Linked DNA regions of Mus musculus: region 1 is linked to region 2. The links are chromatin loops, found by intact Hi-C in ENCODE. Cell type or tissue: gastrocnemius. All regions are shown on one strand. Each heading gives the region's core, and the rest is flanking DNA. Links, peaks and the distances in the headings are about the cores only.

What was found. A loop is a pair of places that touch in the nucleus more often than their neighbours do. Peaks named below come from ENCODE experiments on the same cell type or tissue, not always from the same donor. Only the 100,000 strongest peaks of a DNase experiment are listed, where the experiment ranks them.
Region 1: a loop joins it to region 2, with 2.2 times the contacts of the local background. A loop is called at or near these places in 7 of 42 quality-filtered maps.

Annotation. Positions count from the first base shown.
Region 1 is chr4:133,482,882-133,494,041 of GRCm38, forward strand. Tent5b (terminal nucleotidyltransferase 5B) reads left to right here. Exons shown (of 2, transcript NM_175307.6): 2 at 3,203-5,059. The coding sequence ends at 4,222. It overlaps Trnp1 (TMF1-regulated nuclear protein 1), which reads right to left. Exons shown (of 2, transcript NM_001081156.2): 2 at 8,219-8,949. It overlaps Gm13257 (a long non-coding RNA gene), which reads right to left and starts at 1,742. Exons shown (of 3, transcript XR_390815.4): 1 at 1,412-1,742; 2 at 162-280; 3 at 1-68. In gastrocnemius, for the core only: no CTCF peak of the experiment used is centred there; a DNase peak (open chromatin) is centred at 6,854; H3K27ac peaks cover 1,200 bases.
Region 2 is chr4:133,412,882-133,424,041 of GRCm38, forward strand. It overlaps Slc9a1 (solute carrier family 9 (sodium/hydrogen exchanger), member 1), which reads left to right. Exons shown (of 12, transcript NM_016981.3): 3 at 2,420-2,670; 4 at 3,400-3,617; 5 at 5,019-5,221; 6 at 6,573-6,662; 7 at 7,044-7,114; 8 at 7,221-7,394; 9 at 7,624-7,738; 10 at 7,905-8,006; 11 at 8,621-8,693; 12 at 9,106-10,821. The coding sequence ends at 9,446. Among named protein-coding and RNA genes, the nearest start is that of 1700091J24Rik, 16 kb to the right of the region's middle. In gastrocnemius, for the core only: a CTCF peak has its summit at 6,932 (motif pointing left); a DNase peak (open chromatin) is centred at 6,936.

The DNA.
Region 1 (11,160 bases), core at 5,613-8,112, 70 kb after region 2:
AAACTGCCCTGCAGTCCTTGGGTGTGGCAGTATCTGGGGACCGCCTGTCAAACTGGCTGTAGTCACACCTGGGAAAGAGACAACAGCCAATGGTTGGGTGACACAGCTGGCCCCATGGCCCTGACGCAGGGGATTTAATGAGAGAGTTGCTACCTACTTACCAGGCCAGAAGCCATGCCCTGGGGTGGGCATCAGCTGAGGAACAGGAGTTGGCACTAAGGCCCAGTCAGCTCACCTGGGACTGGGGGAGGGGATGGTCTGCACTTTTCTCATTGGTTACCTGGGACAGTTGCCAAGATGTGCCATGAAAGATCCATTTGACAACTGCAGTAACTTCCCAGCCCCCACCTTCCCACCACTAACTGCTCTGGGACTCAGAGATTTGAGGTTCATTCTCACTTTGAAAAAAAAAAAAGTATGGTGTTGCCCCTGCAATTCCATCCTTAGGGGATGGAGGTAGGGGGTTGGAAGTTCAAAGTCAACCTCAACTATTCTGAGGCCAACTTGGGCCACTGAGACTCTGTCTCAAAACAATTTTTATGTAAGATAGATAGATAGATAGATAGATAGATAGATGATAGATAGATAGATAGATAGATAGATAGATAGATGATTGATAGATAGGTGATTGGTAGATGATTGCTAGATGATAGATAGATAGATAGATAGATAGATAGATAGATAGATAGATAGATGATTGATAGATGGCAGGTAGATAGAGAGATAGGTGATAGATGATTGATAGATGGCAGGTAGATAGAGAGATAGGTGATATAGATGATTGATAGATGGCAGGTAGATGATAGATAGATGGATGGATAGATAGATAGATAGGTAGATAGATAGATAGATAGATGGATGGATGGATGATTGATAGATAGATGACAGACATGGAGAAATTGGTTGACACACAGTTTTGCTATAATATCCCAGTTGGTATCCAACTCCCAGTAATCCTCCTGCCTCAGCCTCTCAAAGTGTTAGGATTTCAGACATTCTCCACCACACCCAGCTAAAGTGTTGAAAGGTCAGGAGGATTAGAACACAAATGGATCTAGTCTGCTGCTTCTGAAGCCTGGGCTTGAGTGTGGTAAGAGGGTAGGCTGTCCTGGGGGGTGGGGAGGCAACTGTAGAGAGTGGCTAAGGACCGGCTTGGAGTCAGTCTTACATGGGTTTGATCTTAAGGATGCCTCTTCACGCCTGTGAATCTAAGCTTCCCCATCTATACCGTGGGGATCGTGAAGACCATCCCTGTAGGTTCTCATTGGTTACTTCTGTTAGGTTTTGGTGCTGGGGGTGGAGTCCAGGGCCCTACACATGTTAAACATGTCCTCTGCAGCTCAGCCACACCCCAGTCCCCTCTCCCACCATGGATTCTGCTGAGGTCCTGCATCTGGTGCTTACTAAATACCTGACCGTGGTACTCCTCCCTTTCCCACACCATGTGCTGAACGTTCCTGTGGCCAGTCCTTTCCTTCCCACCCCCATTACCATGACAACTCCTTCCGGAAGTCTTCCTGGAGGGAGCCGCCCCGCCGCCTGCCGCCTCGCCTCGGATTGCCCCACCGCGGCTTGCCTCCTCAGCATTTAGATGCATTCTTTGCAGTTAATTCCCTGGGAGGCCAGAGAACAACCTGCCCCAGAGCTGGCGCTGACTTGGCAGTGAGGTGGGGTAGCAGAGTCACCAAGGGCAGGAATGCTGCCTGGTCACTTTCAGGACCGTGTGTGAAGGGCTTGGGGTTGCTGAGAAACCTAACGTCTGTATTCACCCTAGCTCCCCTCTCCTCCCACGGCTGCCACTGCCCAGGGCTCTAGCTAAGACTTACAGGTGTCCCTGTCCTGTTCCCATGCCATCAGCCCTGGGGCTCCAGGTGGGGTCCTCCGGATGCTTCTGCCTCAGCCTTTTAAGTGGCTGGGGAATCACAGCTTGGAGGCTTGCTTAGTCTTCCCATCTGGAAAGTTCATGTGGTGTTTTGCTTCCCTGGTTCCTTGGGGTGGCGCGCGTGCGCACAAGCACATTTCATAATCGAAAGACACGGGCCTGGAAAGAGGGCTCAGCAGGTAGGAGCACTGGCTGCTCTTGCAGGGGACTGGCTTCTATTCCCATCACCCACATGACATCCTGTAACCACCTGTATAACTCCTGTTCCAAGAGACCTGAAGATCTCTTGTGGCTTCTATGGGCACTTGTATCCATCCATGCAGGCAAAGCACACATGCACATAGAATTAAAAAAAAAAATCTTTTAAAACTTGAAAAGTGTAAGAATCTATAATCGTGGCACATGCCTTTAAACCCAGCACTCAGCAGGCAGAGCTCTTGAGTTTGGGGCCAACCTGGTCTACAGAGCGAGTGTTAAAGACAGCCAAGGCTACACAGAGAAACCCTGTCTCAAAACACCTAAAAGGCCTTTAATCCCAGCACTCGGGAGGCAGAGGCAGGCAGATTTCTGAGTTCGAGGCCAGCCTGGTCTACAGAGTGAGTTCCAGGACAGCCAGAGCTATACAGAGAAATCCAGTCTCTGAAAAAAAAAAAAGAAAGAAAAAAAGAACATATGTGGACTTGCAAAATCTAACCAACTTAGGTCCTGGGTCTTAGCCTGAAGACGCTATGGCCTTGAAGATGTTTCTTTAACCTCTGTACCTCGGGTCTTCTGTCTGCTGACTGGATATGACTGTCATGGACCTTAAATGTGTGTAGGCACGTAGGGCGCTAAGCAGGCCCCCTGAGCTGGTTACACTCAGTGCCTGGCATGATACCAGATGTGTGGCTTGCAGTGTCAGGAAGGTCAGGTAGCCCCGTGGGAAGACCTAGGCTCTGAGCTGAGTGCCCAGCTCTGTATTTACTGGCTGTGTGACTTTGGACAGCTCTCAAGCGTCTCTGTGCTTCTATTTCCCAACCCGGGGATGCAGGACTAAACCTTGCCTCAGCGGGTTATTATGAAGATTAAGTGAGGCTGTACTTTAATGTAAAGTGCTTAGTAAGTTCTCTGCTCGCCTTTGTTATTTTTATTGCTCCTCTGAGTCAGTCCTTTCAACTGGGCCCTTCTCCAGATTGGCAAATCGAGGCTTAGCGAGTTAAAAGGGTTCACAGAGCCACAGAAGCTGGTCAGCAGTGATGGATGGTGGGATGATTAATCATGGCGGTTGTCAGTGCAGACCCGAGGGGTCCAGGCGCCTGACCCATTTCTCCTCCCCTGCAGGTGGTCCGCAGCAGCTTGGAAGAACACGGACTGCGTGTACACAGCGTGCGCCTGCATGGCTCAGCCGCCAGCCACGTGCTGCACCCCGAGAGCGGCCTAGGCTACAAGGACCTGGACTTGGTGTTCCAGATGGACCTGCGGAGTGAGGTGTCCTTCCAGCTCACCAAGGCAGTGGTCCTGGCTTGCCTGCTGGACTTCCTGCCAGCGGGAGTGAGCCGGGCCAAGATAACGCCGCTGACACTCAAGGAAGCCTACGTGCAGAAGCTGGTCAAAGTGTGCACCGACCTGGACCGCTGGAGCCTCATCTCTCTGTCCAACAAGAGCGGTAAGAACGTGGAACTCAAGTTCGTGGACTCTGTGAGACGCCAGTTCGAATTCAGCATCGACTCCTTCCAAATCATCTTGGACTCGCTGCTCCTCTTTGGCCAGTGCTCATCCACACCTATGTCGGAGGCCTTCCACCCTACGGTGACCGGGGAGAGCCTCTATGGGGACTTCGCTGAGGCCTTGGAGCACCTGCAGCACCGTGTCATCGCCACACGCAGCCCCGAGGAGATCCGAGGTGGTGGCCTCCTCAAGTACTGCCACCTCCTGGTACGGGGCTTCCGGCCAAGGCCCAGCACTGACGTTCGCGCCCTCCAGCGATACATGTGTTCCCGTTTCTTCATCGACTTTCCGGACCTGGTGGAACAGAGGCGCATTCTGGAGCGCTACCTGGAGGCCCACTTTGGCGGAGCGGAAGCAGCCCGCCGGTATGCTTGCCTTGTGACACTGCACCAGGTGGTCAACGAGAGCACAGTGTGTCTCATGAGCCACGAGCGCCGCCAGACCCTGGACCTTATTGCCATGCTCGCCCTCCAGGCACTGGCTGAACAGGGCCCTGCTGCCATGGCTGCCCTGGCCTGGCGACGTCCTGGTTCAGATGGGGTGGTCCCAGCCACTGTTAATTACTATGTGACCCCCATGCAGCCACTGCTGCCCCGAGCTCACTCCTATCCTACCTGGCTGCCTTGCAACTGACTCTGATCCTGGCCAGAAGGGAATGAGCGCCATGGGGTGGGGTGGGGTCATCAGGTATGTGTGGAGGATGTAAGCAGACACAGGCCACCTGTGCCAGCTGGCCCGGCACTATAGGGTTGGGCCTTTGAACAGACCAGACTTTCCTGCACAAGGCTCCTATGGGCTTAAAGCCAAGTCAGGGTTCTTGACAGAAGGACCCATTGGTCATCATACTGTACTCTTGGACCTGCGTGACTGTGGGACACAGAGGCTGCCTGTCTGGAAATGACAAAGTCAGCTTGTGTGGTAGCCTCAGTAGCAACACCTTGGGTTGATTTCAATGGCTTAGAAAGGGTCAGCCCACAGGGACCCAGATGCTCCTATAGTGGCCACAATGTGATATCATGTGACAGGGCTATTCAGTTGGGGTACGGTTGGGCCATTCACAGAGCCTGGGGATCCAACCTCGCTGATCACTAGGAAGAGATAAACTAAGGCATAAAGCAACTCCTTGGGGTTTGGGTGGGATGGGAGTTCAGTCTCCTGAAACCTCCTTGCCCTAAACCGTGAGGATTTCCTGAGGGCCGAGGTATACAGTGGTGCGACCCATACACATCCCAGTGCCTCACCCATCTCCTTTCCCTGTGCCTTCCAGGAGCCCTGCTGTCTGGGCACTATTGTTGGAGGCTGCTGGGTTCCAAAGCTGCCACAGTCGAGTTGACCACTCCCTCCCCCCACTTGCTTGGTAATAGGACTCTCACTTATCGGGAAGGCGGCAGATCCCATCCCCTTGCCACACCTCTGGATTTGTTGCTATTTTGCACTCTTCCCACCAATAAAAAATGTCTGCACTGACCATAACTGTATCTTTCTCCTGGGAAAAAGCTCTCTATGGCCTAAGGCTGGCACTACCTCCCCAGGCAGAGCTTGCTTGTATTGTGGGGGGCGCCAAGGAGTGGCGTTGGAGCGTCTCTACTGTCCCCCAGCTTGGCAAATATGAACTGGGAGCATGGCTGGTCTCCATGTTGCCTCAGAAGTCTAGACTTCTTGTTAAAGGGAATAAATATTCATCTCTCCTGATTCTGCCCCTGGAGTCCTAGAGGCCCAAAACCTGGCCTCTGGTGAGCAGGTCTGCCCATTCCATCGAATCCCCAGGAATTGAGCAGGGTGACTCTGAAATGAAAGCTGAGGCTGGAGGACCTGGAGGGTCCCCCTGAGCCTTGGTAGGGTCTCTCTAGCAAGCGGACGTGAGCGTGTTCTGGCTTATTGTAAACTGGTCCTGTGGAGAGGGCAGGATCTCTCTGAAGTCAGATGGGGCCAGCTAACTGGGCCCAGGAGTGCAGCTTTTGGAGATGTTCCCTCAGGCCACTGGCCACTCGCCTCTGGACGCTGCCCACTGTTTACCCTGCCTCTTTGATCTGGGGATTGCAAAGCCTTTAACATATCCAGCCTCATTAGTCTCCTCTGAAGTGGTGGCTTTGATGGGTCCAGCCGGAGTGGACAAAATTAAACAGCAGAGGAGGCCTCAGTCATCGGAGGCATCCTCACCTGCTCCATGGGTCTGGCTAGGTGCCTCAGTTCCTTCTGCTCATGGCTCCAAATGGCTGGAAAGGCTGCCGCTGCAGGTTCTCAGACATAATTTACCCTCTCTCCTGATTCGGCCACGTGACCCTGCCTATGAGCTAGGAAGAACATAAACCCAGCAGGCTCAGTGAGTTGGGCTGAAGGTTCACCTGGCTGTGTTTGGTTCAGGAGATAAGAAACGCAGACGTTTTGTGTGTGTGTGCCCTGCCTGAGCCTATGGTTGTGGGTCCTAGGGCCCCTCCCCTTGTGACAGTTACACCCTAAAGGGTAGATAAACAATGTGGTCTGAGAAGGGCAGCGATGTATTAAAAAGGTATGTAGCAAGGGACTTAGCAAGGTGTCCCTCCTTGAAAGATGGCATTCAACTGAACAAAGATTTTAAAGGTCCTGGGAAGCGAGCCATGTCGCTGGCTGGAGAAAGTGTTCCAGACCAAAGGAACCCGTCTATGAATGTACACGTGCCCTGGCAGGCCTGTCTGAAGGAGGGCACGTGTGCCTGAGGATGTCTGGCCAGTACTGCGTGGGTGTGGGTACTCTCTGGAGCTGGCACACACACATGTATGGATGTGAGGGGGTAGGGCGGAGTGGCGGAAGGTCACACCAACAGCTGTCTGGCCTGACTTATTCCAGGCCAGATGCCGCGCTTCGGTCCGTGAGAACATGAGTTCACATTTCACCCCTGTAACAACAACTCCAGAGAATGGCGTTACGTTTCCATTTTACAGACAAAAGCGGAGGCCAAAGTGGTCAAAGAGGTTCAAACTCCAGATGCTGCGTTGTAACGCCCCGTGGGTGACGGTGACCAACTCCTGTGCGTATACGAGAAGGCTCAGGCTATTTGCTGTATGACTGGCAGAGTGTGGTAATGTGCCAAGACGTACATTTTCTGATGTATCTGTGCCAGTAGTCATGGCTTGGGGTGACTGTCTGGGGCCTGTTGTGGCAACAGCACACCTGTCAGCCTGTGGGTGTGGTGCATTGTTTCCCGGTGTGAGAAACACACTCTGTGCAGGACATGGCTCTTGTGGGCCATCCCTGGCACCACCTTCAATGCCAGGATGTGTGTGGACATCAGGAATTTGGAAAGTTGCCAAAGGACAGCTGAGAGGAAAGAGCTCAGCCGTTCACCTTCCAACTATGGTACCAGCCACAGCCCACCTACCCCTTACTACCAATCTTCAAGCCAGAGGGGGCCAAAGCCACAGGGATGTGGGCTTGAGGAAGGTCATTCCCAGGCAGGTAGGCAGTGCTGGCCTTCCCAGATACAGTGTCCACCCTTCTCAGGCTCAGGGCCCTGAGAAGGCTCTGGAGAGCATCAATGGCTCCTTTGTTCCCCAGTTTCCTGTTGTTTTTAACAATGAGAGGCCCCAGTAGAAACCTGAGAGGACAGGGTGTTTCTCTCCTTGCTCCCTCCCTCCTGGGTTGTCATAGTTCACACCCCTCAAGCAATGACAAGGATCCTTTAACACTAGCCTCCCTGGTGGGTTATTTTCGTGAACTCTCTCTCTCTCTCTCTCTGGACTCCTTGGCTTTTTACATTCTAGGCAAACACTTCATTACTGAAGTTATATTTCCAGTACTGTTCTTTGTTTTTTTCTTGTTTTTTTTTTTTTTAGACACAGGATCTCCCTATGTAGCCCAGGCTATCCTTTGTTTGTTTGTTTTTGTTTTTTTTCGAGACAGGCTTTCTCTGTATAGCCCTGGCTGTCCTGGAACTCACTCTGTAGACCAGGCTGGCCTCGAACTCAGAAATCCGCCTGCCTCTGCCTCCCGAGTGCTGGGATTAAAGGCGTGAGCCACCACGCCTGGTTAGCTCAGGCTATCCTTAAACTCCCCCATCTTTCTGCTGGGATCACAGCCATTTGCTACCAGGCCTGGTTCCCCTTTATTGGTTTCTTAGGCAAATCCCACACCTTAAGAGTCCCTTAAAGCCCGGCACTTGGGAGGCAGAGGCAGGGGGATTTCTGAGTTCAAGGCCAGCCTGGTCTACAGAGTGAGTTCCAGGAAAGCCAGGGCTACACAGAGAAACTCTGTCTTGAAAAAAAAAAAAAAAAAACTTCTCAATTTCAATGCAGTCTCCTGAGGAGACCCCAAAGGACAGTCACCTATATGACCCTAGACTATGGGCAGTTGCCATGCACTGCCCCAGTATCCCAGCCTCTGTGGGCATCAGCCTCCCTCCCGTGTGCATTTCTATCTCTGACCTTCTCCATCGCACCCTTGGTGACAGAGAAACTTCCTAAGTAAGGGTCAGCTCTGCACCAAGCAAGGGAAAAGTCAGTCAGTCAGTCAGTCAGTCAGTCAGTCAGTCAGTCAGTCGCCAGGCCCAGACTCCCAAACCAAACAGAAGCCCCGTCAGGAGCTGTCCATGACCCACTCAGAGGAAAGACAGGGAGGACACCGGCCATGTGAACCTTAAAACCACACGTCTCAGCCTCTCGTTATTTCGATTTATTCTTCTTGCGTGTATATAGTTGGGAACTGAGTCGCTATACAGCCACTTTAGAGAAGCCTATATGTTCTGGGCGGTGTGGGAGTAAATGTGCCTCCTTCCCTCTATCAGGATACATCAAGAAGTGGCTTGCCTTTCTGCATGTAACTTGGCTTTGGAGGTTACTGCCACCTCTTCCTGAGAAAAGTGTCCCCCTAGGAGGCAGCAGCTGATTGTCTGCAAGGGGCTACAGGCATGTCCTCACTCACAGGGGGGAGGACAAGGATAGTGGGGAAAGGAAAATGGGGCTTTCCTACAGCAGTGATCTGCCTCCAAGAGGCCTCCTGGATCTGCTGGACATAGAAGGGACGATGGGGACTCCAGCTACACTGTGACTTGTGATGACAGGGACTCCGTGACGTGTCAGAATGAGGAGTCTATCTTTAAGAAGAAATTCTTCTCTCAGTCACACTGGCAATGTTTGCTGCGGTCTCGGCTAATCTGAGAGCATCTCGGGCCTCTGTATCAGCAAAGGCAAATACAGTGTATGGGAAGCAATGCAGAGTGGAGCAAGTTCCCAGGACCCAGACCCTTGCCACTGTAAGGGCTCCTGGGAGGAGGGCGCCGAGACTGGGTACCGTCAGTCCTGGAAGTCTTCCTGAAGGCGGGGTATCCAGAGAAGGTGCGGAATGCAGAAGTCAGTCCAGACCCATAGAGTGGAGCCTCTGAGGAGCTGGAAGAATAATGTCAAGAGCCTTAATTATCTTTTCCAGAAGCTGCCCCGCCCCACCCAGAACTTCTACATCTGTCTCCTCGAGAAGGCCTATCACGGGGAGACAGGGCAAGAGGGCTTGGTGTGGAAAGGGCTCGGAGAAGCAGAGGTTCCCTTGGGTCTTTGTCCTTGGCTGGAATCCCCATCAGTCTGAGCAGCAGGAATGGAATGTTCCTGTAATGAAGAGCCCGCCCCTCCCCCACCCCTCCCCTTATGGCGCTCCCCGGGGCTGAGGCAGGGACTCCTGATATGGTGATGCATGTGAGCAGTGGTTTTCAACCTTCCTAACGCTGCACCCCTTTTATACGGTGACCGCCCCCCCAACCATAAACATATTTTGTCGCTACCTCAAAACTAACTTTGCTACTTTTATGCATCATAATGTAAATATCTGATATGCAGCCCTCCCCCCCAACAAAAAAGGGTTGGACCCACAGGTTGAGAACTGCTGCTCTAGTGACACCAAGGTTTTGCACTGGCCCTCTGATGCTGCTGTCTTTGTCGGTCTCTCCTGTCCTAGGTAGAGTGGTACCATCATTCACAGAGTCTCGGTATGTGTGTGGCACTCAGTAGAACCACTTCTTTCTTTCTTTCATTCATTCATTCATTCATTCATTCATTTATGGTTTGTTTGGGTTTTAGGGTTTCTCTGTGTAGCCTTGGCTGTCCTAGAACTAGCTCTTAGACCAGGCTGGCCTCAAACTCAAGACATCCACCTGCCTTTGCCTCCCAAATGCTGGGATTCAAGGTATGTGCCACCTTTGCCTGACTCCGTAGGACATTTTTTTTGTTTGTTTGTTTTTGTTTTTTGAGACAGGGTTTCTCTGTGTAGCCCTGGCTGTCCTGGAAGTCACTCTGTAGACCAGGCTGGCCTCGAACTCAGAAATCTGCCTGCCTCTGCCTCCCAAGTGCTAGGATTAAAGGCGTGCACCACCACTCCCCAGCTCAGTAAGACTTCTTATACTGAAACATTCGATCCTCTAGTGTCCTGACCTCCCTCAAAATTCAAGGGCTGCGGAGATGGCTCAGAAGTTAAGAGCATGGGCTGCTCTTGTATAGAACTAAAATTCAGTTCCTAGAACCAATGTCAAACAGCCACAAAAGCCTGTAACTCCACCTCTGGGGGCTCCAACACATCTGTCCTCCTGTCCTCCAGAGTACCTACATACGTACACATTATTTAAAATAAAAATAAATAAATTTCTTTCTTTCTTTCTCTTTCTTTCTTTTTCTTTCTTCTTCTTCATCGTCTTCTTCTTCATACATACATACACATTATTTAAAATAAAAATAAATAAATTTCTTTCTTTCTCTTTCTTTCTTTCTTTTTTCTTTCTTCTTCATCGTCTTCTTCTTCTTCTTCTTCTTCTTCTTCTTCCTCTCTCTCTCTCTCTCTCTCTCTCTCTCTCTCTCTCTCTCTCTCTCTTTCTTCAAGGCCAGGTGGTGGTGATGCACACCTTTAATGCCAGCGCCTCTCCTGCCATCCAAAGCTCTCTGCTCTCTTGGCAGCAAACATTCCTGTCCAGGTCTTCAGGGAGGGGAGACAGCCAGAGGCAAGCCTCAGCCCCACATGCAGCCCTAAACACCTTTGGCCCACCCTAGCCATAAGCCAGGTATGCTGAATCAGCTTGACTCAACACCAGAACCCAGACAAACTGGCAAGGGTGTGTCCAGTTCTGGGGAAGGGGGGCCGACACAAGACACACTTTGCCACCCACCCACCCCCAGCATTTCATACTTCCCTTCCCAGGACCTGATTCCTTTAAAGCAATCCCCCCAAATAGTACTGTCATTAGCCCACTGAACTACAGTTATAGAATTACAGGTTCTACACCTTTAAGGAAGCCATGTACCCACCTCAGCAGACTTGAAGGGGATTAGAAAGAATGTGAATGGAAAATGGATGTAGACTACCTAGCATGGTGCCTGCTGTAAGGGAAATAGTTAATCTAGAACTCAGAACTAAGGGCTTTCGACTTGCCAGGGTGTAGTCGGAGAATAATGGAAGAACTGGGCTGGGGATTTCCCAGCTATCCTAAGTACTTCCTCCCCCCCCCCCCCCCCCCCCCGCCTCCGCCACCCCCCACCTGGAGTCTCCTCTGCTGCTGAGACGCCAGTACACCCAGGACTCTGCCCACTGAAGGTCTGGAACACCTTAGCCTGGACCAGTCA
Region 2 (11,160 bases), core at 5,759-8,258:
TTCTCTGTGTAGCCGTGGCTGTCCTGGGACTTCCTTCTGAGACCAGGCTGGCCTCAAACTCAGAGATCTGCCTGCCTTTGCCTCCTGAGTGTTGGGGCTAATGGTGTGTGCATCACCGCTGCCTGACTACCCAGCTGACTACTTGGTTTCCTGTGACTTTAAGTGAGAAATTCTTCCTCTTCCAGGCCCCTCCTTTGACAGACTTCAAGTGACCGAGTGGTAGTGCTGTTGTCCAAAGGCCAGGTGGGGTTTCCTGGGATTCCTGTTGGAATCCAGCTTGTACGTGTGCACCTGAAGTGTGGGTGCCTAATTTGAACCATCCCCCAGCTGAGTCTGGCTATGCATTCAGGTTGACGTACAGGAAACAATGGTGTGCTTGCATGGAGTTGATAACTCCATCTGTGTATAAGATCTATGCAGTCTCCTGACCGTGAGCAGCGCTGGGCTGGTCACGTGGCTGATGCTCAGACGCTCCCGGTTTGGATGCCTGCTACCCTATCTGGTTTGCACAGTGACTCTGTAGCTTTGTTATGGTTTCTGTTGCTGTGGCAGAACACCATGACCAGAAGCAGCCTGAGGAGGAAAGGGTGGATTTAGCTTTCAGTCAAGTCATGTGCCGTCGCTGAGGGGAGTCAGGAACTCGAGGCAGGAACCTGGAGGTAGGAGCTGAAGCCGAAATCCTGGAGGAGTGTTGCTTATTAGCTTGCTCAGGACCACCTGGCCAGAGCTGGGTTCTCCCTCATCAAGAACATGCCCCATGGCATTGGCCACAGGCAGTCTGAAGGAGTAGGTCTTCTCCCTGGGTGATTCTAGCTTGTGGAAAGATGACCCCTGCAAAACAAACCAAGCAGGACGATGGCACTCTTGAAGTGGAGGCATCAGGAGGTTCTTAGCTGAAGAGCTCACGTGACTGCTGGGGTCACATGACCCCCACAGGCCTACACCACATTGCTTTTCTTTTTCAATTATCATGTCACTGACGATAGCTCCAAGCGAGAAAAGAGGACCCAGCCTCAGTACCGTTCCTGTGACTCATGGCATAGCCTGTGGTCACTCATGAGCATCCCCAAGCTGGACTGAGGTTAGCCGATGGCGGAACACACTGCTGCTGAGGTCCAGCCTGGGTCCCAGAAAGCTGTGATCCACTGGTGCCTAGCCAGTGCCTAGCAGCCACCCTTTCTGCAGCCCATAGTGGGCCTTTGTCCAAGATAGGGTTTCTCTGTGTCGCCCTCCCGGCTGTCCTGGCTGTCCTGGAATTCACTCTGTAGACCAGGCTGCCCTCACAGAGATCTGCTTGCCTCTGCCTCCTGAGTGCTGGGATTAAAGGCATGCACCACCACTGCCCGGCCTTTCCTTCTTTCTTTCTGTTTTTATTTTTGTTTGTTTGGTTTTCTGTGTGTGTGTGTGTGTGTGTGTGTGTGTGTGTGTGTGTGTGTAGCCCTGACTCTCCTGGAACTAGCTCTGTAGGCCAAGCCAGCTTCAAACTCAGAGATTTGCCTACCTCTTGCTAGGATTAAAGGTGTGTGCTACGATTGCCTGGCAAATTGGGCCTTTTCTAGAGCTTAGTTCAGGTGTGAATGCCCCAGACAGTGAGGCTGCACCTGAGCTGCCTGGCATCAGCTCTGTCCTCTCACTCTTTCCTGCCTGTTGCCCCTTCTTTCCAGGCCTGGAACATCTCCCCTCCCCCAAAGCTGGTTTCTGGCAGAGCTCTCTAGGGCTAGACTTGATTAGACTGAGAGCAGCCGTGCCAGTCAGTCCCTCAGAAACTGAAGGAATAGGTTTTGGGCCTGCCTGAGCCTCCCTCTACCAAGGGCATAGGTTCTTGACCTGCATCCCAGTAGAGATTGTGCCCACCATGTGCAGGCTGTGGCCCATTCCAGGGCCTCCAGCTCCACAGCATGTGAGCCTGGCTGCCCATTGTAACCAGGCAGCTTGTTTAAATGGAGATTTCTCGGTCCTACTTGGTGGATCCCAGGTCACATATGACCTGGCCCCAGTTACTTTCAGAGATTGACTGGTCCTGTCCTGGTTTACTGTCTAAACTTGTGCTGAAGGAGAGTACCACAGGGAGTCCCAATCATGCTGAGTGCTTTACTTAGTTCTTATGACAGCCCTGTGATGTGAGCACCCCAATTGTCCCCCACCTTGTGGAAAACTGAAGCACGGGAAAATGAGGCCATGTGTGCAAAGGATTGTAGCTTTAAGAGTGTATGTTGATTACCAGCAGGGGGTGCTGCAGGCCCCCAGTGTGCTCCTCTAGCACGTGCCGCTCCGTAAGCCCCAGGCTAGGTTCTACACACTTAGCACTTAGCTGCCTTGAGGTCTGAATCCATGGTTGTGAATTGTGGAAGGACAGTGTCAGGGAGCCATGGGGCCAGGGCCCTGCCCTCCTGCCTACCAGCCTGTGTGCTCTCCCCAGGTCCTCTATCACCTCTTTGAGGAATTTGCCAGCTATGACTCTGTGGGCATCTCGGACATCTTCCTCGGCTTCCTGAGCTTCTTCGTGGTGGCCCTCGGTGGGGTGTTTGTGGGCGTGGTCTACGGGGTAATCGCAGCTTTCACCTCCCGATTTACCTCTCACATCCGGGTCATCGAGCCGCTCTTCGTCTTCCTCTACAGCTACATGGCTTACCTGTCAGCTGAGCTCTTCCACCTGTCCGGAATCATGGCGTGAGTCGGAGTGGCAGGTGACGGGCTTGGTGGGGTAGTTACTTACCATGGAGTCTCCGGATCTCTGTGGTCACGAAGGAGCGCCCCAGCACCTGAGGCTCCAGGCTTGCATGGTAGACGCTGACGTGGCCCAGGTCATTAGAGGCCTTCCATAAGAAGCCACTTCCATTGGACTCCTGGGATTCAGGAATCTGAACATTATGGGCAGAATCTACTACTACCCTAGGAAACTGAGCTGGAAGTCTTAGGTCTCAGTCCTACTTCCTCCCATTTTCTTAAAGATGGAAGCCGACAAGGCTCCCCAGAAGGGCTCACCAGGCATCTTCCACGCCTGAATCTCAGAGGCCCCTGAGAAGAGTCAGTGAGGCACAAGGAAAGTAGAAGTGTGCAGGCCAACCTAGACCGGGGACTCTGGGAAGCGGGGAAGGAGCCAGCACAGCTCCCTAGAGGAACCCTGTGTGTTGGGAACTTTATACTGGGAAGGGGTGAACCCAAAAGACCACAGAGTGTGGCCCTGGCTGTCGGGGCAGACGCAGTGTGCACAGTGGAGGTGACTTAATTCTTCTAAAACTCCCGTGTCTCGTCTGAATTTGCTGGCCCTGTGTACTTGGTGTGAGGATCAAGGGAAAACCATGGGCGTTTGGCCCTCACAGTTGTCCAGTGAGCTAGTGCTTGCTCAGCCTGGACTGTCAGCCTGTAACCTTGCACCCCGTTCTTCTTCACCCCAAGCCTCATCGCCTCAGGAGTAGTGATGCGCCCCTATGTGGAGGCCAACATCTCCCACAAATCCCACACCACCATCAAGTACTTCCTGAAGATGTGGAGCAGCGTCAGTGAGACCCTCATCTTCATCTTCCTCGGCGTCTCCACTGTGGCCGGCTCCCACCAGTGGAACTGGACCTTCGTCATCAGCACCCTGCTCTTCTGCCTCATCGCCCGGGTGCTGGGTAAGGGCCAGGCCCAGGCCAGGGAGGGGAGAGAGAGAGAGAGAGGGAGAGAGAGAGAGAGAGAGAGAGAGAGAGAGAGAGAGAGAGAGAGAGAGAGAGAGAAACAGTATACACGTGACTGTAGGGAGAGGAGCTGGGCTATGGAGTAGCTATGTGTAATATAGTGTGGGGCTAGGTTGTGGGTTTGTAAGTGTGTTGATGTTTCTAAGAGCTGCACTGTGTCTGTGTGTAGTACTGTTTGTGTCTACGTAGTAATGTGTCTAAGAGCTGGGCTGTATTGTATGGTATCATATCATATGTAGAGAGGATAGGCTGAGTGCCCACTACGGTGTATTGAGGGGCTGGCCTGTGGGGTCTCTATAGTACAGTGTGTGGAGGAACTAAGTGCGGGTGTCTAGTACAGTGTGTCGGGGTGTCTGTAGTATAGCATATGGAGGGGCTGGTGAGATATGTAGAGTGCAGTATGTCCCTGTCCCTGTCCCTTCTGAATGGCTCTGGGTGCTCCCATTGCTTCTCTGCAACGCTGACACCATTTGAGAGCATTAGGGAGAAGCCGCATGCCTGCCTCCTGCTCACGTGGAGGCTCCGCAGACACTGTCGCAGAAAGTTATGGTGAAGGGCCTCTAGACTCTCCAAAAGCCTGGTGGCTCTCAGGTCCTCAACCCAGCCTGGAACCCTGAGCCAAGTGTTCTGTTGTCATGGCGCACGTGTCCAAAGCTACCAGGCTAGTGTCACCCATGGAATCGGGTCTGTGGGCTCTGCCCTTGTGCTAGATTCTCCTGGCCTCCATGGCCAGGCCGCTGCTGCATTCTCTATCTTACTCCCTTTTCCGCACACGTGCACTTAGGAGCCAGAGGTCCACCGTATGTTCCCCCATCCACAGTTTTTAAGGTTTGTTTGTTTGTTTGTTTAGGGTTGTTAGTTGTTTGTGACGGGATCTTACTATACAGATCAGGCTGGCCTAGAACTCTTGGTGATTCTTTTGCCTCAGCCTCCCAAGTGCTGGGATCTCAGCTGTGAACTGCCCAGATCCAGGGCAAGCACTCTCTGCATCCCTCCTCACAGCCTACACTTCGAAACAGTGGTTCACTATGAACAATTCCCAGTCTCTAGAAAAGTAGAGACAATAGGGTAATTATTTCCCACCTGTTTTAATAAGTTCAAACTCAGTACCAGGATTGTTTCCTCCAGTCCCTTGACCTGTACCCCGTGAAGGCCTCTGGGATATTCAGAACAAATGCAGGTTGAGGAACCCTTTAAAGACCTACCAAGGTTTTGGATGAGTGAGCTGGAGTTCCTGGGCTGCGGGACCCAGGAACCGAGTGAGCTGGTTGGACGGTTGGACGTAGTGGGAGGAGCTTCCTGGACCGCCTGACCTCTCCTCCGCCTGCTCCCTGGCAGGTGTCCTGGTCCTGACCTGGTTCATCAACAAGTTCCGCATTGTCAAGCTGACCCCCAAGGACCAGTTCATCATTGCCTATGGGGGCCTGCGAGGGGCCATCGCCTTCTCGCTGGGCTACCTCCTGGACAAGAAGCACTTCCCCATGTGTGACCTGTTCCTCACCGCCATCATCACCGTCATCTTTTTCACCGTCTTTGTGCAGGTGCTGGGCCTGGGGTGGGCAGACCCCTGCCTGGGGGCCCCGACTTTTGTGGTAGAAAAAAAAAAGGCTGTGGGCATGCTGTCACTAGCTTGCCGCATGACTTTGGGCAAGCCGTCCCCCTTTGAGGCCTCAGTTCTCAGCTGTGACAATGAGAAGTCAATCAGTATATGAAGTGACGAATGTTGCCCAACTTGAGTAAGAGCCACTGGAGTGACGTGGGTAGCAGCCGGCAGGCCCAAGATCTACTGCCCCATCATGGTAGGGCTGAGTGGCATCATGGTTTAGCATCTGCAGCAGTTCAGCATAGGCGGCCGGACAGTCTCCTGAGTCAGGAAGGCCTGGACTCAGCCTAACGTTCTACTAGCTGTTTCCTGGGAAGGCGTGCCTGTCTGCAGTGAGGAGTCGGGGCTAGCTGGTTACAGCCCCTACAGCCTGCTGGCCCATGACTTCTGGGCTTTAAATGACCCAGGCTTAGCAGGCTTCCGCCCTGTCTCTAGCTGTCCACGAGGGAGGCCTGTGTGTGATAGTGCATACTGCTGACCCTCGGCTGACTGGCCCAGAGCAGGTGAGAGGCTGTTGGGCCTCTGTTTCTCTCCCATCCTCTACCTCCCACCCTGGGCACAAGCACTCATGGTGTGAGGTGCGACACACCTCTGCCTTCTCATGAGAAAAGACATGGGGAGACCTCTTGGAAGGGGGTGCAGTTCCTGTCCTTTTGCAGGAGAGAGCTCCTCCATGCCCTCCTGCGCTATCCTCAGAAACCCTGCTTCCCCTCAGCTTTGCTGTGGGTGTTCCATGGGTGACAGTACCATCACGGTGACCCAGCCAGCCTGACTCGGGGTCTGCTGCTTCTGTGGGGCCATAGGGAATCACTCAGCCCCGCTGCCACTCAGTTTCCACAGCTGTAAAATGGGAGCATCTCTCAGGGATAGTGCAGATACTGAGGCACAGATACTAGTCAATCGTGGAGAGTCTGACGGAGGCAGGGCAGAGGGGCTCCGTCTACAGGGCCTGACCCCAGCAGTGAGGCTGGGAGCATCTCTCAGGGATAGTGCAGATACTGAGGCACAGATACTAGTCAATCGTGGAGAGTCTGACGGAGGCAGGGCAGAGGGGCTCCGTCTACAGGGCCTGACCCCAGCAGTGAGGCTTGGTCCACTGGCTGACCTATCAGGAAGAAGTGGCCTTTAAAGGCCTGCCTTGCTTTGCATGCTGAGGTAGGGAGACTGAGAACCTCAAAGGGGAGACCCTCCTTGCCTGGGGGTGGGGGGCCTTCGAGGAGAAGGGTGGTTCCTCCACCTCTCTGTCAGGAGAGCAGAACCAGATTGTCTGACACCCACCTGCCCTCCAGGGCATGACCATTCGGCCCCTGGTCGACCTGTTGGCCGTGAAGAAAAAGCAAGAAACAAAGCGCTCCATCAACGAGGAGATCCACACACAGGTACCGGGGGCTGGGCTGGGCCTTGGGTTGCAGAGGTTTGTGGAGCCGAGGCAGAGCTGGGCCTTAAGCCCGCCTTCCCTTATCTCAGTGCCAGGTTGTCTTGGCCCCTTGGGCCCCCTTCCAGGCTCTAGCTGAAGGGACAGTGTGGTGTGAGCGCTTGGGAGCCCAGGAGGCTCTGTCATTAGGTTCAAGTGGGTTCTGAGAAGGGGACTCACCAGAGTGTGGCCTGGGCTTCAGGAGGAGTAACGGGAAGGCGCCACCTCCTGGCTCTTCCTGGAACTGTAGGGGGCAGGCTAAGCGGAGCCATAGTTGGGGAAAAGGTGGGTGGAGTGGGGAAGGAGGCCAGCAGTAAGGCTTGACCTGGCCCTGGGCCCATTTCAGTTCCTGGACCACCTTCTGACAGGCATCGAGGACATCTGTGGTCATTATGGCCACCATCACTGGAAGGACAAGTAGGTGAAGGTCTGGTGGGCAGGAGGGTGGGAAGGACATTTAAGGGTCCTTGGGGAACGTCCTCGTGCCTAGGAACTAGCCCCCTCCGTCTCCCTCGTCCCACAGGCTCAACCGTTTTAATAAGAAGTATGTGAAGAAGTGCCTGATAGCAGGAGAGCGCTCCAAAGAGCCCCAGCTCATTGCCTTCTACCACAAGATGGAGATGAAGCAGGCCATTGAGCTGGTGGAGAGCGGAGGCATGGGCAAGATCCCATCTGCTGTCTCCACTGTCTCTATGCAGTGAGTACCACTGGCAGATCTGGGCAGCATCTCTACCCCATGCTAGCTCCCTCAGCCTAGCCTGAGATGGACTCCAGGGCTACGCTGTTGCCTAGCTGGTCAAGTTGGGCTTGAGGTCCTTGCGGCCATTCTAAGGACTTGGGACATTGGCAACCCACCCCTGGGCTTTTGACCCCAGCATGGCCTTGTGCTGTCAAAGAGAGACCTAACCTGTGTTCTGTTGTCCCAGGAACATCCACCCCAAGGCTGTGACTTCAGACCGCATCTTGCCAGCACTGTCCAAGGACAAGGAGGAAGAGATCCGCAAAATCTTGAGGAGCAATCTGCAGAAAACCCGGCAACGGGTGAGGTCCCGTCTCAGCCTGGCCCTCCTTAGCTTCTCTCCTGTGTGCACCCTCGGCACCTCCTCCGCCCTTCTCCTGCCTCCCACACCGCCAGAGCCTCTCTGGCTCTGGCCTCCCAGCCTGGATTCTGAGCCCTCTCCTGCTCTGATGGCTGTTCCCCCCTCAGCTGCGGTCCTATAACAGACACACGCTGGTGGCCGACCCCTACGAGGAAGCCTGGAACCAGATGCTGCTCCGGAGGCAGAAGGCCCGGCAGCTGGAGCAGAAGGTGCGTTGCCGGGCTCTGTCCAGCTCCTCTTCGGGCACGCACCGAGCTACTTTAGAAACAGACAGGGAGGTTTGTTAACGGGGTAAGAGTTTGGGCTTTATCCTAGAGGAGTGACTGTCGGGGAAAGAGAAAGGAGTGAGCGTGAGGGACACAGGAAGGGACACTAGTAAGACGTGGTGACTGGGTTACCAGTTTGAAGTGGGGCCACTGGGGAGGTAGAGGTCCAGCGTGGCCAAGAAGGAGCACCGTGTGCTGAAAAGCAAGGCGCTGAGCTCAGTCTCGGTGCGCTGGGTTTGCGACACCCAGGGTGCACAGGACTTAGGTATGCTGCCTGGGTTGGTTTTTGTTTTTATTGTTATTGTTCTATTTTTGTTTTAATCTGAAACCTTGGGGATCAGGTGTGGGGTGGAGGCAAAGCTAGAGAAGAATCGATGTGTCTGAGATTCTCAGAAAGCTAGCACGGCTTTCTGGGAGCCTGGGACAAGGCCCTGGAAGGCCCTGAAGCGCCGGTGTGGGTGGCCAGCACACTCTCAGTGAGAGCCTGCTGCCTGCGTGTCTGGCAGAGGACTTCTGCCAGCCCACCGTCCACTCAACCTGTCCTCTCTCTCTGTCAGATCACCAACTACCTGACAGTACCGGCCCACAAGCTGGACTCGCCCACCCTGTCTCGGGCCCGCATAGGCTCAGGTAAAGAGCTAAAGAAGGGCCCTCAGGCGGGACAGGCCTCAGAGAGGCAACGGGAAGTTAGTTTTTCCCCAGGAGCTTCATTTGTATCTAGAGGGCTGGGTGTGTTAACAGAGAGGGCAGCATAGCCTACCTGTCAAACCCGGGCACAAAGGGACTGCCTGGGTTCAGGATGGGGACTGTGATGGAGCTGTGACACAGAGCACCATGGCAGGGATGGAGAGGCAGTGGGAGTCCTTGTCCAGGGGGAAGAGCATCTGGTAACAGAGCGGTCACTCAGGAAACTGTGGATCCCAGAGACATGATTGCCTTCATTGGAAGGTCTGAGGGACACTAGCACAGGCTGAGGGCTGTTGAGGTGTGGCCATCCCATCAGGGCTCAGGGACAGAACCTGTCTATGCTCTCAATCCACAGACCCACTGGCCTATGAACCCAAGGCAGACCTGCCTGTCATCACCATTGACCCGGCCTCCCCACAGTCCCCTGAGTCTGTGGACCTGGTGAACGAGGAGTTGAAGGGCAAGGTCCTAGGGCTAAACCGGGGTCCCAGGGTGACTCCGGAGGAGGAGGAGGAAGATGAGGACGGCATCATCATGATTCGGAGCAAGGAGCCCTCATCCCCAGGCACCGACGACGTCTTCACCCCTGGATCAAGTGACAGCCCCAGCTCCCAGAGAATACAACGCTGCCTCAGTGACCCAGGCCCCCACCCTGAGCCTGGGGAGGGAGAGCCTTTCATCCCCAAAGGACAGTAGAGCCAGGCTAGTGGGTGTCCCACAGACTCTCCCACGAGAGTGGGGGCTGGGCGCTCCTCTTGTCTCCTGACCTGGATTGGCTCTGCCCCCTTCCTCCGCATGGCAGCTGGGCCCACAGCCCCCACTGCAGCACGGCTTGCCCCTGCCTCCTGGGAAGGGTCCTCTCCTACAGAACTGCCTTCCCAATCCATCCATTTGGCGGACGGCTGGGCTGCTGAGGCAGGCCCCGCCCCATCTCTAGATCCAGGCTCTCCCATAGTGGAACCAGGGCTCCTCAAGGCCCTCCTTCCCTCCAGCCCCTCCTCATCCAGACCAACTCTCCATCCTTGATCATCATTTCTAACCAAAGAGCCACTGGCTCCACTGTGGTCCCAGCAGGAAAGGAGGGAGCTGAGCCTTCCGTGGCCGTGACTGGGCCCCTGTATCAGAGGACAGCAGGCCTGTGGCTGGGAAACAGACCCGTGACCCATAGCAGAGCTGCCCACGGCAGCGCCACGGTTCTCCCGCTAGCCTCGGTGCTCTGGCCACCACCCGAGCTGTCCTTACTCAGAGCTGCGGGCTGAGGGCGTCTCTGAGCTTCTCTGCTGGGCGCTGGGGCACATTCGACAGTGACATGATTGGGGTGATGAGGACCACTGGGCCTTAGTGGGGCTTACACGGGAGGGACTGTCCGAGGCGCTGGAAAGTGTCCTCTACTTACACTTGGCTTATTTGCACCTCACTGTAAGTATGATTCTGTTTGCACAGAGGCACTCTTGTTTTCAGACCCTTTGAGTCCCCCATGCCAGTCAGAGCTCTGCCCTTTCCCCCTCGTCCTTCCTCGTGTCTAACACCGTCCCTTAAATGGAACCTCTGCTGCTGGGGGCCCTTGCCCACAGCACCGATTCTGATGTGGCCCAACCTGTCATGACTCAAGCTCACCAGCAGGGGGCCTCCTGGTACCTCCTTTGCTCTTGGGCCTGCTTTTACTTCTGTTGGCCAGTTCTACCACCACCCCTTATCTGGACCACTCTCTTTCCTGCATTCTGTAGAGTAGAAAGTACTGGACCCCCTAGAGGCCTTTGCTCACAGGCACACACTCCCTACCGCCACCATGGCTGGGGCCAAGCCCATGGGTATCTGCCCAACCCCTGGGCACTCCCTCCCCAGGATCGTGCAATAATAGTCAGAGGGTCCCTCCCAGGGGATGGGGCCATGGGTGCATGGCCCAGCTGTCTCCTCTCCATGCAAGTGCTGTTTTGGGCAGGAGTTGCCAGGCAGGGTGACATCGACAACCATGTACAAAGCCACCGCAGCTGCTGCCGCTCTGCCGCCTGTACAAAGGAAACTGAACCTTTTTCATATTCTAATAAATCAATGTGAGTTTTTGATAAGAGTCCAGGGCTGCTTCCTGGGCCTGGGGGACTTCAGGAAGGAGGGCGTCAGAGGAACTCAACTCAAAGACTGAAACAGAAACATTGTTACCACCAGCTGCTGTGTGGTCCAGTGTGCAGATGCTGGAGTTACACTGTGATATGTCTCTCCATGTGCTGGGGCCGCAGCTTGGTGCTAAAAAGCCTCGGTGGTCACACAGTCGGAAAACCCCTAGTTTGTGAATGGTGAGCATAGTAGGCAGGTGCTGTCAGGAAGACTCCTGACTATGGCATGCCCAACTGCCACCTGCAGAGGCCAGTCGGAGAAGGGATCAGATACATCCAAATATAACAGTCCTAAC